2 separate regions of the Mus musculus genome follow, and region 2 is linked to region 1. Evidence: chromatin contacts called from ENCODE Hi-C or POLR2A ChIA-PET data. All regions are on one chromosome and are shown on one strand. The core of a region is the stretch at or near the end of the contact, and the rest is flanking DNA. Distances in the headings are between cores, read along the strand shown. Region 1 has its middle 16 kb from the start of Gm30074. Region 2 overlaps Maml3 (mastermind like transcriptional coactivator 3).

Region 1 (3,012 bases), core at 315-2,814:
AAAATAATAATAATATCACAGGGTCTTGCAAAGAAATTTGAATTACTGAAGTTTTTTTGGGGGGGAGCCACTTGCCCCCTTTATCAGAAGACTGCCAAACATAGTCCCAAAGATGGAAGACATTCCTTGTTCTTATATCACAGGAGTTCAAACCCTGTATCACAAGAGAAATGGTTTCTGGAGAGTTATGGAGAGCTACAGTCAGTTTTGCATATTATCATAACAAAAAATAACCAATAAAGATACTGCCCCCTTCATTGTATAAAGGAGAAATAAATGAAGGAATTGCCACTGAGCTAGGAAGCCTGTCCGTCCCACCCCCTCAGTTTTCACCCATCTTCCTGCAAGGAAGCTCAATGGCTGCCAGAAAGGAAGAGACCATGGCTGTGAACTGGTCAGGCCAGAGGTTGCTGGGCATCAAAACGGCAAGAGGCAGGTCACAAAGACCAGGATGGGCAAAGCAGATCTTGTCCTGCCTTTATCTCTAATTAGTTGTGTGGCTTTGGATAAGCATTTCACCTCTCTCATCTGTCAAATGACAGGCTGGGACTAAGTTCTCCAATGTCTCCAACAGCTCTGGTAGGATAGCGGTGTGTGTGTGTGTGTGTTGGATTAGATTATTTTATTAAGGATCCATATGAAGGCTGTGAAGAAAAGCTGACTGTTTCTGCAAGCTGCAAAAGAGCAGACTCTGGAGGAGCTATGAAATGATCCACAAGGAATCCCTGCGGTGGGTTGAAAAACTATAGAATTATGGAATTGTGTGTAACACACAATCTGAGTGAGGCTCTCTGAGGCCATACAAAATGGGACACGCTAAAGCAAAGAACCCAGGCTTTTGAAGCCAGCCTATGCCCCTACTCCAGTCTCTCCCCATGATAATGCAGCACCGTGTGCTCACAATTAAATGTCAGCCACGGAAAACATTTCCCTTGGCTTTGTTGTTCCAGGACCGGATTCTTTTGTCCTCCATATAATGGATATGCAGAAACAATGACAGAACAGAGATTTTTTTTCTTTTCTAAAGCGATGACAAACACAGTGCTCCTTCCTCCCTCCCTCCTTTCCTCCCTCCTTTCTCCTTGTCCCCACCCCCTAAAATAAATCATTGTTCAGGAAAAAAAAAAAAATCCCATTGTCTATTGTCCACGGAGATCAAGATCTGCCTAGGAACAGTTCAGGCAGACGCTGCAGTGTTCCTAGATGGCCGGTAGGTGGCGCACGAAGGCAGTGCTGGCGGAAGCGCGGCCGGTGGCAAGGACGGGGTTGTCGCCTCCCGCAGCCGCCGCCCCCCCCCCCGCCCCCGGCCGCCCCCCTCCTTGCGTGCTAATTGCTGGAACCTCCACTGGGACTTAGGTCCCGGAGAAAGAGAGCGGGAAGGAGGCGGGGAAGGGAAGTGGGGGCTCTGGCTCCAAACACACAAAGCCTCTAGGGCCTCGGCGGCCCTGGGCAGGGCGCCCTCCCTCTGGTCTCTGTCCCCGGGAAGAGCTGCTGCATCCTTGGCTCCCGCCATAGGAGAACCGCGACCCTAGTGTGGGAGTCCCACACACCTCTGACCCCAGCCTCCCACGGGGCTTGGAGACCTGCCTCTGAGCAGCAGGAGGCTCCCAAGTAGACATCTGTCCCCGGCATCCACGCGTGTCCACCCCCAGGAGGAGTCACTGAGGACCTTGTCCCCTCTTCGTCGCTGGCCTGTGCTGGCACCTGGAGTCTAGATGTCTTACCTAGCCTCCAGCCTCTGCAGGAGAACCTGGTGTGAAGGTGTATAGGCAGGTGGGAGCTTTGTGACCTTGAATTTATTAATACCGTCCCCCGACTCCCCACCCTGCTCCCCAACCCTTCACCTCACCAGCCTATCAGTCACAGGCTGTGATACTTAGCCTTCTGAGTCTTGATTATTTATTTTAAGATAGTGCTTCACTTGGGGGCGTGGGGGTTGCAGACAGCACAAACAACTGTCTACAATCCTTAGGACAGACCTGGCATCGCTAGCACCAAGTTAGAAGGGAAAGGGGCACAACTGGATGTGCAAGTAAATGGCCATCAAGATGTCTGAGCTCCCATCTTTGGCTTTGCCAAAGCTGTGAGAGACCTCCTTCCTCTATTTGGAATTTATCCTCTTGTGATTTATACCCAGTCTCTGTTGCGACTCTCTGAGACAGGAGTGTATACCATTAGCTTTGGAGTCAGGCTTGCCAAGTTGAAGTCCTGGCTCCCCCATTTAGTAGCTGGTTAAACTTCATGGTTAGAATTGGACTACCTTACAGACAACAATGGAAGTTCGCTGAGATATCCACGGACATACCGGAGGTGAATCGAGCAATTGCTGACAGCAGCTTCTCTCATTTGAGTCAGAAAGGTCATTTCCCTTCCAGGAAGAGAACAGTAGTCCTGCGAGGCCACATTTCCCCCACAGGATTCCCAGCTATCACCCCAAACACTTTTGTTTGTTTGTTTGTTCTTGTTTTTTTGTTTTTTGTTTTCCAAGACGGGGTTTTTCTGTGTAGCCCTGACTGTCCTGGAACTCACTTTGTAGACCAGGCTGGCCTCCAACTCAGATATCCTCCTGCCTCTGCCTCCGGAGTACTGGGATTAAAGGCGTGTACCACGACACCCTGTCACCCCAAACACTTAAGGAGGCTTCTTAACTCTTGCTGGCCACCAGATGACTAGAGCCATACTCTAGTAGAAAAGAGCTTTGTAGGAGTGGGACTGGATTTAAAACTGTATTCTAAGCGCTGGTCTGTGCCTGGCGATTGGTGACTGCTTATCCCCATCTAGACACTGCTACCCAAGCAGAGATTGAATAGCAGTGAAGGAGGCACCATGCCTTGTCCTTGTTAGGGTATACTGAGAGAGAAATACATCTGTCATGCTCCGACCTGCCCAAGTCGGTTTAAGGACCCAGAAGCCCTTGACCTTTCTCTAAAAGGCTACTCAAGTGTTTCCACCTGCATCTGGTTTGTAGAACTCTTGCGGGAGGTTCAGGCATTAGGCAGACCATTCCTGCAG
Region 2 (3,012 bases), core at 314-2,813, 450 kb after region 1:
TCCATGTGAAAACAAAAGGGCACAGTTTCCACGCTCAGGTTCTCTCCTCAGGAGTACCACAGTCCCTGAGTAAGCAACAGAGCCCTTTCATGCCCACTGACGGCCATGCCGGCAGAATCCAGAACGCAGCTCTGCCTTCTGCTTTATTTTGTGCCTGGAGCCCTCTGGACATACTATGTAATATTTTCATGTAAATAGCAAAGCCCCAGCCACATCTTTGAGAGCAGCATTTAACACCACCCCAAAAGACCCAGAAGCTCTTAAGCACACATGCCTGCCCTCTGGGGACATGTGGCAGGGTGGCTGCTCTCAGCCCTGGCCTCTGAGCTTGCGTTCTCAAGCCAAGCTCCTCAGCCCCTGAAGAACCATTCTTTCAAGGCAGCAGAGGAAGGCGGTGGAGAGCCTCCCACATCCGATGACAGAGGGGAGTGCTGTGTGCACAGCAAGCGTAGCCCACCACAGAGACTGAAGGAACTGGGGTCCTCTCAGGAGGCGAGGGCCGCAGATATAGGTCACAGGTCACAGATATAGGTCAATAGTGGAGGGTGGTTGTTGTTGTTGTTTTTCGAGACAGGATTTCTTTGTATAGCCCTGGCTGTCCTGGAACTCACTCTGTAGACCAGGCTGACCTAGAACTCAGAAATCCACCTGCCTCTGCCTCCCAAGTGCTGGGACTAAAGGCGTTCGCCACTATGCCCAGCAATAGTGAAGCTCTTGCCTAGAAAGTAAGGAGTCTTTCAAACACATGGGGGAAAAAAATGCCACCGTTAGGCACTATGTGGGACAGGAATGAAATCTTAAAACTACTGCAAGTGCATCAAGAAAGGACATGCACATATCACACACACAGCATCCTCACCATACCACAGCAAGCATACAACACACACATACACACACCACACCGAACGCATACACATCACACATACATGTATATATCACATTCACCATATATACACACACATACACAACACATATACCCCTTCCCCCAACACACACACAGGAAATGGACATGCTCACCCAGTAGCAACTGGAGATCTCACACACACACACACACCAGGTACAAGACATACCCATAGCTCGCCCCCCAAACACACACACAAACAGAGGAAATGGCAGTATTCACCCAATAGCAGCTGAAGGACATAGACACACAGACACACATACATGCACAGACACACATATTCATATCCCACCCTCACACACACAGAGGAAATGGCAGTGCTCACATAGTAGCAGCTAGGGGTCATAGGCACAACAGAGGGAGAGGGAGAGAAAGAGAGAGAGAGAGATGTTATTGGGTGTTTGCCCAATAGCAGCTAGAGGTCACAGAGAGGTCATGGAGACAAAGTCCCAGCAGACTGAGGTTAAGTCACACCAGGAAGAGATGAGGGGTGAGTGACCCAGGGCCCTACTTGGTTGTTCCTCAGCAGACACAGGACTCTCACTGTCCTTGGAGTGGAATTGGCTCAGCCCCTGAGCCTGTGACTTGCCAGGATTGCATGGAATGCCATTGGAGATGCGAGACAATTTTAGAAACAGGAAATTGGAAGTGTGCTGCTTAAAATACTTGGGGCTGTGTGTACAAGAGAAGAGAGGGTCTGTGCATGTCTCAGAAGAGCGCTTGTGTGGACGCACCCAGGCTGGCTTGCGGGCAGCCAGGGCAGCCGGGAGGCATCAGGCTGGCCTGGCCTTGTCAGCTCCTGTCTTCCACAGAGACTGGCTTGTTTGGCATAGCCATTTTCTTTGCTTCAGAGTCAAAGCTGTCTGCCCCTTTTCTTCTCTCCTCCTGCACTGGCGGCGGCGGGGGTGGGGTGGGGACGTTGTTATATGTGGATACTCGGAAAAATAAACATGCATTTTAATATCCATGCTCCCCCACAGTCAGCAAGCGATTTCTTCCACCCAGGTGGAAAAAGGATAGGGCCTCTCTGACATGCTGGTTAGTCTGAAAACAGGCCGCTAAATGCATAATGAACAGCCTCAGAGGAGTCAATCTGCATGTTAAAATGGTGTTCAGCAGCCCAGGCTGTCACACAACATAATTTGAAGATGAATGTGCATCCAATCAGACGGCCGTTCGCTGACTGCAGAGTCCTGGCTATTAGGATTACCTGTCTGCTGGGTGGCCCCCAAATCTGTAGTGAGATGAATGGGGGTCCCCCTCAACCCTACCCAGATTTGCTAGAGCCAGACTAAGGTCAACATACAGATAACCTAAAGAGGACCCCAGCATAAAGACATGCTAGAGTCGGGAGATGGGCAGTGATGACAGAGAGGTATTTAGCCTGGCATTCAGTAGTTTTGAGCAGGTCTGCAACAGCAGGTCCTGCTGGCCACAGGCGTGGCTGGAGCCAGGGCCCGCCCGTCACTGCAGTTACAGCCTTCGCATGAATGATGCGCAAACCTCACTTTTGTCTCTGAGCGTTTGACACCAATTAGGACCTGACTCCAGGGGCAGAACTTCACAAGTACATGAGGAACACTGGAAAAATGAGGCTACAGACCAGAAATGAGCCATCTGCCTGGTAAAAACTGTATCCTCGAGGTAGCATTTACATGGGGACACCGGGCAGCGTGTCACTCATTGTCCCTTCCCACAGCTCCACAGCACAAAGGGGATTTCGGAGCCATGTTGCCTTTAAGGCCCTGTACTTGGAAAGCCTGCATGAACCTTTTTTTTTTTTTTTTTTTTTTTTAATTCTAAATGCCTGCTGGAGCTGCAGCTAAATGCCAAGCCCTGGGGAAGGCTTCATATTCGCTGCAGGTTTCATGCCTTGCTCCCGTCTTGAGGTTCCCAAATACTGAAAATAGGCAGCCTAAAGCCAAATTTGGGGCGTAGGAAATAGCAGTAAATAACATTATAAGGTCCTTCCTTGGTGGCGTCAAATCCTCTTCCGAAAGAAGGAGGGGGGGACAAATGGAACCCAGGTGCCAAAAGCCACAGGCTCTGCAGCAGAGCAATCTGCCTGCAGAGAAGCTGGATACAGTTTCTCCATGGGTTCCAGGCACACT

Evidence for each region. Hi-C counts contacts between places; a loop is a spot of excess contacts on that map. ChIA-PET counts read pairs that join two places held with the same protein, here RNA polymerase II (POLR2A).
Region 2: a loop to region 1 is called in a map of heart, with 2.3 times the contacts of the local background. The contact joins two enhancer-like sites. A Hi-C loop is called at or near these places in 1 of 37 maps with a recorded cell type or tissue (heart). POLR2A ChIA-PET finds 5 or more read pairs at or near these places in 1 of 5 experiments (Patski).

Annotation. Positions count from the first base shown.
Region 1 is chr3:52,194,728-52,197,739 of GRCm38, reverse strand. No RefSeq gene overlaps it. Among named protein-coding and RNA genes, the nearest start is that of Gm30074, 16 kb to the right of the region's middle. Within about 2 kb of position 1,564, at least 1 of the 3 ENCODE cell types and tissues checked has a DNase peak (open chromatin) inside an H3K27ac peak, as active enhancers do; it is heart, where a contact is called at or near this core.
Region 2 is chr3:51,748,607-51,751,618 of GRCm38, reverse strand. The region is part of intron 2 of Maml3 (mastermind like transcriptional coactivator 3); the gene reads left to right. Among named protein-coding and RNA genes, the nearest start is that of Gm46803, 42 kb to the right of the region's middle. Within about 2 kb of position 1,563, at least 1 of the 3 ENCODE cell types and tissues checked has a DNase peak (open chromatin) inside an H3K27ac peak, as active enhancers do; it is heart, where a contact is called at or near this core.